3 separate regions of the Homo sapiens genome follow, and all the other regions are linked to region 3. A link is a contact called in ENCODE Hi-C or POLR2A ChIA-PET data. All regions are on one chromosome and are shown on one strand. The core of a region is the stretch at or near the end of the contact, and the rest is flanking DNA. Distances in the headings are between cores, read along the strand shown.

Evidence for each region. A loop is a pair of places that touch in the nucleus more often than their neighbours do. ChIA-PET counts read pairs that join two places held with the same protein, here RNA polymerase II (POLR2A). Pooled maps may share reads with other maps.
Region 1: a loop to region 3 is called in a map of posterior cingulate gyrus, with 3 times the contacts of the local background. The contact joins the enhancer-like site here to the promoter of LINC03099 in region 3. A Hi-C loop is called at or near these places in 2 of 168 maps with a recorded cell type or tissue (chondrocyte and posterior cingulate gyrus) and 2 of 50 pooled maps. POLR2A ChIA-PET finds 5 or more read pairs at or near these places in 1 of 52 experiments (T-cell).
Region 2: a loop to region 3 is called in a map of psoas muscle, with 2.9 times the contacts of the local background. The contact joins the enhancer-like site here to the promoter of LINC03099 in region 3. A Hi-C loop is called at or near these places in 1 of 168 maps with a recorded cell type or tissue (psoas muscle) and 3 of 50 pooled maps. POLR2A ChIA-PET finds 5 or more read pairs at or near these places in 1 of 52 experiments (activated naive CD4-positive, alpha-beta T cell).

What each region holds. Positions count from the first base shown.
Region 1 is chrX:39,753,605-39,757,352 of GRCh38, forward strand. No RefSeq gene overlaps it. Among named protein-coding and RNA genes, the nearest start is that of MIR1587, 82 kb to the right of the region's middle. RefSeq lists enhancers at 1-241, 1,087-2,036. Within about 2 kb of position 1,652, at least 16 of the 41 ENCODE cell types and tissues checked have a DNase peak (open chromatin) inside an H3K27ac peak, as active enhancers do.
Region 2 is chrX:39,982,233-39,986,151 of GRCh38, forward strand. No RefSeq gene overlaps it. Among named protein-coding and RNA genes, the nearest start is that of LINC03053, 25 kb to the right of the region's middle. Within about 2 kb of position 2,064, at least 3 of the 41 ENCODE cell types and tissues checked have a DNase peak (open chromatin) inside an H3K27ac peak, as active enhancers do.
Region 3 is chrX:40,260,850-40,264,694 of GRCh38, forward strand. LINC03099 (long intergenic non-protein coding RNA 3099) reads left to right here and starts at 2,068. Exons shown (of 3, transcript NR_110386.1): 1 at 2,068-2,703.

The DNA of each region.
Region 1 (3,748 bases), core at 402-2,901, 510 kb before region 3:
AAAAAAATTGCTCTAGCCATAAGATACTATTAGTTTTAAAGGGAAAAATAATAACATAGTGAAGAGAGCAGGCCAACACCACCTTAGCCAAGTGATCAATGTTAACATTACCGGTAATGGAACAAATGGGCATCACGTGCCTCCTGATACGATGCATGGAGGACACCCATCACTTGAGTGGCATTCCTGCGAAACATGCAGTATCTGAATCTGATCACGAGAGACATCAGACAAAGCCCAACTAAGGGTCAGTCTATGAAATCGCCAGCCCTTATTCTTCAGAAGTGTTCATGTCATGAAAGACAAGGATAGACTAAGGGACTATGCTGGATTATAGGACACACAACAACAGATTACACAACAGGCACACAACAACAGATTACAGTGTGCAATTCTGAATTGGATCCTGAACCAGAGAAATATTTCTTTTCTTTTGTTTTGAAGGACATTAGTGGAGCAACTGACAGGATTTGAATAAGATCTGGGGATCAGGTAACATCTGTGTAAATATCTGTGTATATTTCCCAATTTTGATAAACCGTACTGTGGTTATTTAAGAGAACATCCTTGTTGTTTTTGTTTTTAGGAAATGCACCCTGAAATATTTCAGGGTTCAAGGAGCATCATGTCTAAAATTTAATCTCAAAAGCTTCAGGGAAAACAGAAATGTGTGTGTGTGGAGAAAGCACACAAAAATTGGTAAAAATGTTAACATTGGGGGAATCTGAGGAAAGTAGATTCAGGAAGTCTTGGCACTCCTTTTGCAAGTTTTCAAGTCTGTAATTATTTCAAAATCAAAAGTTTACAAAATAAAAATTAAGGCTGGGCACAGTGGCTCATGCCTGTAATCCCAGCACTTTGGGAGGCCGAGGCAGGTGGATCACCTGAGGTTAGGAGTTCAAGACCAGCCTGGCCAACATGGTGAAACCCCATCTCTACTAAAAATATAAAAAATTAGCCAGGTGTGGTGGTGGGTGCCTGTAATCCCAGCTACTCAAAAGGCTGAGGCAGGAGAATCTCTTGAACCCAGAAGGCAGAGGTTACAGTGACCCAAGATCATGCCACTACACTCCAGCCTGCGCTACCGAGTGAGACACCATCTCAAAATAAATAAATAAATAAATAAAAATAAAGTCCACTCTGGCTGCCGGGTGGAGCATAAATATTGGGGGAGGGGCAGCATCAGGAGAGGTAGGACCAAGGATGGCCTAGGGTGCCGTGCTAGGAGGAGACAGGGCCAAGGCCTTAGAGTGTACAGAAATCAGGACCAACAGGCTTTCCATCTTAGGAAAGCCACTCTGTCCCCCACCATGCTGCTAACAACGGACCCAGCCAGTGCCCACCAAATGGCTCCTGCAGCCTTCCTTTGCAGCCACACTGAAAAGCGATCAAATGTGAAATCCCAGGGAGGCCAGAGCAATGCGGCCAGCACTCAGCTCCGGGAGGCTGGTCAGGGAAGGGAGAGATTGGCTGCAGCCCCTGCTGCCCTGTCACCTGTATCCACGAGTGTCCCCCACTGTCTGTTGCCCCCTTGGCCGGCCTCAGCCCCTCAGGAAATAAGACTCTCCAGGCCCCAGCAGGCCTTTTGACCCAAGCCGGGGCAGCCGGGGCTCAGTTCTGAAAGAATAAAGGAACAGGCTTTCTCAGGGGGCTGCCCCTCCTCGGCCTGGTGCAGGGGACACGTGGCACAGCCAGCAAGGCTGTCTAAACAAGCAGGGGTTGAGCTGCACACCAGGCGCCACGCTCATTAAACTGGGGGCCAGCCGCAGGGCTAATCAGCCAAGCGCCTCCAGACACCGTAGTCTTGCAGGTGGATGGTGCCCCTCTGGCCTGCACACGTCTCAGTGGAGGCCGGGTAGTCTCAGGATCCCGGACAAACGAGCCAGAAAAGCCTCCTTCTCCCACCCTACTCCATCATGCGCAGAAACCAACAGTACTGTGGGGGAAGGACAGAGGGAGGTTTACACTCCCCACACGATCGCCTTTGGGAAGGGAACTCTGATGGACTCCCTCCCCTGCTAGGCAGTTCACCATCAGACACCCACAGCCTGCTTTGCTGGATTAGAGGCAGCAAAAAAAGGAGGCCAAAATGTAGTCATGCTGATAGATTGCTATCAGCAGGCCCATAGGAGAGCCTGTTCCTTTATTCTTCTGAACTCTTTCATGGAGACGCCGCCGGCTCAGGCATGGTGACTCAGACGCTCCAGAATTCGGAGCAGCCAGGACCATGGGTCTGGGTGGGGACGTCAGCCTGTGTGTCAGGCCCAGCCCTGGCACCCAGCCAGCTGGGAGGCTGGGAGGCTGGAGGTTTGCAGGCTCATAAAAAGAAATCGCTTGTTCCTCTGCCAGACAAGAATGAGCCAGGTCCGGCGGAGAGAGAAGAAAAGCACTGCTGCTGTGGGATATTCATGCCCAAGATAGTGTCCTTCTGCAGCTCTGGAGGCTGACAAAGATCTGCTTCTTCGGAGCAGGCAGCAGCCACATCAGGGAAGAACTGCACCTCTGACCCACTTGCCGGTGACCCAGTTGCAGGAGAGGAAACTGGGGCGCCAGGAGATGGGATGACTTAGCCCCAGGTCCCCCACGAATGCCTGCCCCCCGACTTCCCTATGGCAGGGTGGACACTGGGAAATCTGAGGACACAAAGAAATGATAACCCATGCCTTCCAAGTTAGTCCGGCCCCTCAGGCGTGAGTGCTCATGCGTTTTGCCCAGACTGGGGCAAGCCTTAGATGTTTTCATATTTTTCAGAATCTCTCTTCTTGACTTGAAATGGCACGGCCAAAAGCATTGTTTCTCAAAGAAGCTACGGATGTAGGACCAGTCTTGTTTGTGTTTGTTTGTTAATTAATTCCAATCCGTTATGGACAGATACTTCTGTAAAGTACAATAAAAATGATTTGCTGGAAAAATGAAGCAGAAAAAAACACAACATAAAACACAAGCCCAAACCTCTACGGTTAGATTTAACAAACACACACATACTCTGTTGACTTGCTATAAAAGTTTCTAAACACTTGCTCCCAGTTTCTGTACTTAGCTCACTGAGGACAGGTGCCAGACAGCTGTGGACTGGCACTCACCCACCGAGCACACTTCAAGTAGCGGCGGCAAAAAGTCAAGGTCAAAGCAGATGGGTTCTGGCCGGGCACGGTGGCTCATGCCTGTAATCCCAGCACTCTGGGAGACCAAGGCGGGTGGATTACCTGAGGTCAGGAGTTCGAGACCAGCCTGATCAACATAGTGAAACCCTGTCTCTACTAAAAATACAAAAATTATCTGGGCATGGTGGCAGATGCCTGTAATCCCAGCTACTCAGGAGGCTGAGGCAGGAGAATCACTTGAACCTGGGAGGCAGAGATTACAGTGAGTCAAGGTCACGCCATTGCACTCCAGCCTGGGCAACAAGAGCAAAACTCTGTCTCAAAAAAAAAAAAAAAAGCATATGGGTTCTAATTCTAGCCACCTCTATCACTAACTGGCTGCATGCCTTTGCCCTCAGCCATACTCTCTTCTTTTGCACATAGCCAACTCACGAATCTACTCACACTACAGTCACATGTGCAAAAGAAGATCTCATTTCTTTACTTTGTCTATGGAGGATCCATTCTTGGTCGAGCATAGCAAGGCAGGGTGGGGTGATGACATTTTAGTTGTACAGAGTAGACTAAGTGCAGTACAATTGTTTAAATGGTCCTTTTAGGCAAATGCCCAGGCTCTCCCAGATTCCCACCCCACCACCCCTCTC
Region 2 (3,919 bases), core at 814-3,313, 280 kb before region 3:
TGAGCAGGGCTGTGAACCACGAATGGGCAGAGATCAACTTCCCCCAGGGCCACCCTGACCGATACATGGAGGCTGGCTCTTGTAGGGCAGCCTGGGACAGTGTGCATGTTGGCACACAGTCCCAGTCCTACCTGCAGAGAACATCCAGTTGAGGCAAGAGAGCCAAGTGTCAGTTTGTGGGCAATTGAGAGCAGAGAGCTGTCCAGAGGGATCAGGCCTGGAAAAGTAGGGTGGGAAGAACTAGGTTAAGTTTGAAGGGGGGCTCAATCTCAAGAAGGAACATGGAAGATGTCTTAGCTTTCTGTTGCTATAACAGAATACCTGACACTGAGTAATTTATAATGAACAGAAATTTACTTCTCACAGTTCTGGAGGCTGGAAAGTCCAAAATCAAGGCACCGGCATCTGACGAGGGCTTTCTTTCTGTGTCTTCACAGAGTGGAAGAGCAGAAAAGAGAGGAACCTACTCCTGCAAGCCCTTTTTATAACAACATAATCCATTCGTGAGAATGGAGCCCTCATGACTTACACACGTCTCATTAGGACCCACATCCCAACACTATTGCATTGGCCATTACGTTTCAACATGACTTTTGGAGGGGACAAAAATATTCAAACCATAGCAGAATAAGTTTTTTGGAGTGTTCCCCCAGAGGAATACGTTAAGACAAGGATTCCAGTGCAAATAGTGCATACATGTTTCAGTTATCTATTGCTGGGCAATGAACCACCCCAACACTTGGTGGCTTAAAACAAACAACCATTATTTGCTCACAATTTTACAACTTGAGCATCAGCTAGGGCAGCTCAAGTGGGGCTGGAAGAATTGTTTTCTAAAGAGCTAGCAAGTTGGTGCAGGCTGTTGCCTGGCAGCTTGACAGCGGCTATGCAGGCCTCTCCATGCGGTTGCCTGGACTCCCCCAACAGCACAGTGACTGGGTTCCAAGGCAGATGAAGTGGAAGCCACCATGCCTCTAAAGGTCTAGGCCTAGAACCAGCACAGCATCATGTTGCCACGTGCTATTGCTCAAAACCATCCCAGGCCCAGCCCAGATTCAAAGGAATGGAGAAAGACACTTTGTTAGTTTGCTAGGGCTGCCTTAGTAAAGTGCCACACAGACTGAGTGGCTTATTTTTTTTTTTTTTTTGACAGTGTCTTGCTCTGTCGTACAGGCTGGAGTGTAGTGGTGTGATCTCGGCTCACTGCAACCTCCGACTCCTGGGCTCAAACGATTCTCCGCCTCAGCCTCCCGAGTAGCTGGGATTACAGGCGCCCGCCATCATGCCCGGCTAATTTTTGTATTTTTAGTAGAGACGGGGTTTCACCATGTTGGCCAGGCTGGTCTCGAACTCCTGACCTCAAGTGATCCACCCACCTTAGCCTCCCAAAGTGTTGGGATTACAGGCATAAGCCACCACGCCTGGCTAATACTGAGTGACTTTAAACAATAGAAATTCATTCTTTCACAGTTCTGAAGGCCAGAAGTCTGAATCCAAGAGGTCAACAGGGTTGGTTCCTCCATGGGGGTTCTGAGGAAGAATCTGTCCCAGGCTTCTTTCCTGGCTTCTGTGGTTGCCAGCAATCCTTGGCATTCCTCGGTTTCAGCAGCATCACCTCATCTCCACCTCTGCAGTCACGTGGTATGTCTGTGCATCTGTCTCTGCCTCTTTGCATGGCCTTCTTCTCTCTTTGTGTTTGTGTGTCTCTGTGCCCACATTTCCTCTTCTAACAAGTACATTCGTCATTAGATTCAGGGCTGCTCGCCCTAATCCAGTATGACCTCATCTTAACTTGATTACATCTGCAAACAGCCTGTTTCCAAACGAAGTCATATTTACAGGTACTGGGGATTGAGACCTCAACATATCTTTTTGTGGGACACAATTCAATCCATAACAACACCCTATCTCTTAGTAGGGGGGATGACAAAGAATTTGCAACCATCGCTATTCCACCCCAATCAGAATGATCCCAGGAAAGGAAGCAAGGAAGCCAGCAGAGAAGGGAAGGAAGCCAAGAAAGCTTATGTAATCAAGGCAGCTGTTACTGTGGGCAACTGGGGCTCAATCCTACCAGGGATCTCTGGGAGACGGCGTAGAACACGCCTCAAAGTTTCCCCAACAGAAGGATGAGGCAGCTGGAGTATTTATCTGCTGATCCCCCCGTCACGGCTGCATTTCTGGCCTGCCCTGCGTGCTGAAAGAGTGCACAGCCAGCAAAACTCCCTCAGGCCGAGGCATGGGTGTTTGAGGCTACAGGCAGGCGGGTGGGGCACCAAAAGTGTCTGCTACAAAGAGCAGGTCAAGACAAGCCACCAGGAGGAGCAGAGATGTCCCCTGGCAAAATTCCAATCCCACAGGTTGAACCACTAGCGAGGGTTGCAGGGTACATGGGGCTACAGAAATGAACCCTAGGGGCCACCCCACAACCATGTAGCTAGGGAACCAAGGCAACCAAGCTCCAGGATGAGGCTTAAGGGAGCAGCTTCCCAGCCTGGGAAGACAGAGCGGGGCAGTGGGGAGCTGGGTCTGCCACAACCACATCCCCTACTGTGGGGGCTAAAGTCCAAGACTGGAGCATGGCTGGGCCTCGGCGTTCACCCTAGCAGCTTTTCCTGCCCAAAACAGTTATTCTGACCCAAGTCTCAGGAAAAAAGAGGAGGCGGGAGGCCACAGAGAAGCAGGCTGAATGTTTTTCGCTCTCTGTTTGTCACCTCCCCTTGCTCACCCCACAAACCCTCGCAGGCTCTCATGGCCTGCAAAGCCGCCTGCAGAAATCACAGCCATGAGTTTCTCATGAATGATTTTAAGTGATTCTTGCTCTGTCCATGGAGGGAAATCACTTATTGAAAATCCAGCAAAAGCCTGGCCAACTGAGGGCTGCTCTGACAGCATGGCCACTGGCGTTCAAACCACAAGGGGTCCTGGGAGAGAAAGGGGATCCTTGGGCCAAGGCAGGCATGAGCCCGAGGCCATACCCTCAGAAAATCAGGCCACTGTGCCCCCACTCTGTGCCTCGCACGCATGGTCTCATTTAATCCTTCCAACCCGTCATTCGCTGGCTCAGTCATTCGTTATGCAACGAATAATCACCCAGCACTTGCTGTATGTCACTCGCTGTTGTGGGCCCTGGGAAACTGTGGTGAACAAAACAGATTTAAAAAAAAAAAAATCCCTGCAGTCAAGAGCTTACATTTTTGTGGGAAAGAAAGGTAGCAAACAAATAAGCCAAACATGTAGTTTTATGGTAGTGAGTGGGAAGGAGAAAAGGAGACAGGGAATATAGGAGCTGGGGTTTGGGGAAAGGATGCAGTTTTCAAAAGCGTGACCAGGGACTTACTTGCTGAGAAGTTGACACTTCAACAAAGACCTTGAGCAGTGCAGGAAGGAGCCCTGCAGACAATACAGAAAGAGCAGGCCAGGGAACCGCATAACAGCAGAGGGAATAGCCAGTGCAAAGGCCCTGAGGGAGGAGTGAGCTCAGTGTATTCCAGGAACGGCAAAGCAGCCCATGTGGCTGAAAGGGAGGAAGGGAGGGGAGGTGAGTGGCCTTGAGCTCAGAGAAGGGAGGGGGCAGGAACCAGACCAGCCAGGGCCTTCCTAACACCCTTGACTTTCACTCATATAACACAGGAAGGCTCTGGAGAATTGTGTGCCAAAAGGGACAGGATCTGACTCGGGTTTCAGGGGATACCTCTGGCTGTTGTTTCCAGAACAGACTGTAAGGGGTGAGGACAAAAGGGAGGACCTCAGTGACCAGTCATTCTCCATATCCAGATTCTCAGAACCACGAATGTAGTCATAAATATGATTTTAGCAAGAAGTGTTTTTAACTTCACTACTAGCATTCTACAAAACCTACCTTCATTATTCTCATTTCAAAGATAAAGTAACAGGCCAGTTGGTGGGTACTTTGACC
Region 3 (3,845 bases), core at 818-3,317:
ACCTAGGAGGCGGAGCTTGCAGTGAGCCGAGATCGCGCCACTGCACTCCAGCCTGGGCGACAAAGTGAGACTCCATCTCAAAAAAAAAAAAAAAAAAAGGAAAGAAAGGTGTGACAGTTTGGTGCTTTCCTGGAAGGTGATCCATTCACCGGTGCCGATAGAGGATGCCCTGCTAGATCACAGTTGTTAAAATCCAAGAGAACTGGGTTAGAGTCCCAGCTCTGACCCTGGCTGGGCCACCTTGGACAAGTTACTTAACACCTCTGAGTTCTGCTTTAAATGGCATACATTCCGCATCTCCCACAGTACCTGAAACACAGCAGGCACTCCATAAATGATCATTATTGTGTCTTAAATTTACTCCTAACTTTTGGCAGCAAATATTATCACCCCATTTTGTGGAGGGGGCCACAGAGGTTCAGAAAGGTTCACCAGTGTTTCAGTTCCTTTTTGCTGTGCAAAAACCACCCCAAATCTTAGTGGCTTAAAATGACAATTAATGATAATTTCTCATAATTCTGTAGATTGATTGGGTGGTTCTTGGGTTCCATATGGTGTCAGCTGGATCTCTCATGGGGATACAATCAATTGGCAGCTAGATTGGGCTGGAAGGTCAAAGAAGGCCTCTCACATGACTAGGGCCTTGGTGCTGGCTGTTGGCTGGGTGGCCTGAGCTCTCTTCTTCACGACCTTTTCATCTGGCTGGCTTGGGCATCTTCAAGTATGGCAGCTGGGCTTCAGGAGGGAGTGTTCCAAGAGGACAAGCCTCAATATGTGAGCAATTATCCTTCCTCTGCTTTTCGTCATGCTCATTAATATTCCATTAGCCAAAGAAAGTCACATGGCCAAACTCAGAGTCAATACATGGGATGTGGGAGGTACGGCTCCTTGAGGGCTGCCTGTGTAACAGTCCAGCCACAAAGGCTTGCCTCGGATGCCACAGCCATTGACTGGTATAGCTGGGATTTGAACCCAAGCCTGTCCGACTCCAGATCCACGCTCCTTCCTCAAGTATTGGTTGAGGCTGGCGTTTGTGGTTCCACTGCCTGAGCCTAGTGGTTAGGCGATTTTCCATCTTGTCTCCAGCCCACCCGTGTCCCTGGTACTCTCTGTGATGTTCTCATCGTACCTCTCCTGCTCCCAACAGAGGGGAGAGAAGCACCCTTCTTCTGCTGGGCTCCCCCTGCCCTTTACTCCTCCATGTTGACTGCAGAGAGCTACTCCTGCTTCCTCCAGAGTCCCAGCCAGGTCGGTGGTGGCCCCATCCCTTCTGACCCCTCCTGCAGCAGCAGCAGCCTGGCTCTGTGGGCCTCATGACCCACATGCCCTTCTGGGCCTCAGCTCAATTTTCAAGGGTACTTTTATTGGGAAAGCGAGGGATCACGAGAACAAAGGCAACATCCTTGAGATAAGCCCAAGTTTACAGCACGCTGTCGTCATCCCAGTGGACTTCCGGTCTGCCTACCAGCTGGGCCGTCCCCTGAGATGGGCCCCCTCCCCTGACCCCTGTCTACACTCAGCCAGAAGCTGATTTGAGCTGGTCCCACAGTGCTGCCTGTGGGAACCCAAGCCCTTCCTGCTCCTATCTGCCTCTGGCTGGATGACGCCCCGGGCAATTCCGCCCACTGTTTTGACCCCAGGCCCCAAACCTAGGTGAGGAACGCCCTCCTCACAGTCCTTCCCTGCTTCCAGTTCAGTGTTGACAGTGAGCAGTGCTCGCTTTGCTATGGCTAGGCCCTCACTCTCCTCTCTTTTCAAGGCCCCAAGAGAGTAAGCCATTTATTCACACCCTATCTTGACAGCAAAGCCGGGGCCTTGAACCTGGGGCACTGCTTTCAGCCATTATTCTTGCAGAGGCCCCAGAGCTCCCAGCCTGCATTTTTGGAGTCTGAGCAGGGCCCACAGCTGTTTTGCTTCAGCTAGGAGTGAAGGCTGACAAAGAGCAAGGTCTCTGGAGAAGGAGGAAATGTTTTCTGGATGCCAAACTGGTGACTGTGGGGAGGTGTGGGGCAGCGGGGAGGGAGGAGCTCTCACTTGTGCCTAGGGAAAGGTCATGGTCAATGAGAAAGCCTTTGATGGGGAGAGTCTGAGATGGGACCCAGGAACATCACCATGAAGCTGTCCAGGATGGATGTGGGACCCTCTGTCAGACCAGGCCAGTTCTCTTAATGTAAGATCAGCAGGCCAAGGTCCTGGGATATGGGAGCTCCCAGGAAGTGGACTGGGATGCCTGAGGGATCCAAGAATTAGCAGTGTCCTGTGTGGTCTCGCTGAGGGAAGCCAGGCAAAATCTAGCGGCTCAGCTGTAACAGCCGGAGCTCTTGGCTCCCAAGCAACAGGAAACAATTCTGGCTTATTTAAGCAGAAAAGGACTTTATCAAAAGGATCTTGGGGAACTCACAAAATAACCAAGAGGGCTGAAGAATACAGTTGGTGAGTCGACCAAGGAGGCTGCACAGCAGTCAGGACCACAGCCAAAGTCAGGCAATCCAGGGATGACCTCGCTGCCAAATCCAGGACTCCCTGGCATACACTGCCACCTTGGGACGTGGATATGGTCCCTGTCGCCCCAGGAACTGGAATGCCATTGACTTGGCGACTGCCACCATCCACCAGAATGGACTTCTGTGCTCCTTGCATCTCTGTATTATTAGTTCCCAACTCCAAGCCTTTGATGGGGGCATCTGATGGATTGAGCCTAAGGTAAGAGCCTATACCAACTGCAATGGCGGCTGGGAAAGTGCCCCTATCTGGGATTTTTAGCTTTTCTGGTGGGAGGCAACTAGGAAGATGAAGGATTCTCCAAACGTGGGAGGAGAGGCTGGAGGCTAGATACCTCACCTAGAAAAATGCAGGGCAGCTGAGTGTTGAAGAAACATGTCTCCAGAGACAGCCTGCGTGTGTATTCCCCCTCCTCCAGATGTCGATGTCGGGGGGCAGGGAGGTGAGGTCAGGAAGTATACGTGGAGTTAGGAACCCTGGGTTCGATTATGAGTCTCCTCTGTCTGTCAACCTGAGATAAGCTATTCACAACCCCGGGGCCTCAGTTGTGCCTCAGTGCCCACTGTCCAGCCTTTGAGCATGCAGAAGGTGTGTGCTAGCTTCTGCTGTCGTGTGGGCCCTCTGGCCGAAAGATGCCCCAAGACTGCCAAAGCCCCAAATGGAATGGGGCTGTTTGCTCAATATAATGATTGAAAGTATGGGTTTTGGAGTCAGGGAGATTGGGGTTTACCAGCCATGTGCCCTTGGATGTGTTCTTTAACCTCTCTGAACCTTAGTTTCCTTATCTGCAAAATGTAGGCATGGTGGCAGGCACACAGCCTCCCTTCCAACCTCGTCCTATGGTGCCCCCATGGTCTGCAGAGACTGGAAGGCTAAAAACTGGATTTCCCAGACACCTTTGCAGCTGGGACTGTGGATGAGAATTCAGTTTCACCAGTTAGATGCAATCGTGTGAAGTCTGGCTGTACCTGCTAGAGGTGTGTGTGTGTGTGTGTGTGTGTGTGTGTGTGTGTGTGTAACAACATTCTAGTGTTTGCTCAGTTACCGGCTTTGTGGGTGTTGAGAGGGGTTGTGGTGGCAGTGGCTTCCTGATCCTTGGATCGCAGCTATGGTAGTGCACTCTGGAAATCTACATTTCTAGAGGCAGGCTCCCTCACGCCTCACCTTCCTGATGGTGGCAGAGATGGCAGTAGTCTTGGCAGACCAGTTCAGTGGTGTTGTTTTGGGAGTCCAGAGACTGCTCCTCCTGCACCCTTCCAATAATTTTGTCAGCACCTAATTTCCTGTGTTAAATCTCTTCTTGCTTAAAATAGCTGGAGAGGTTCTCTCTTCCCTGCAATTGA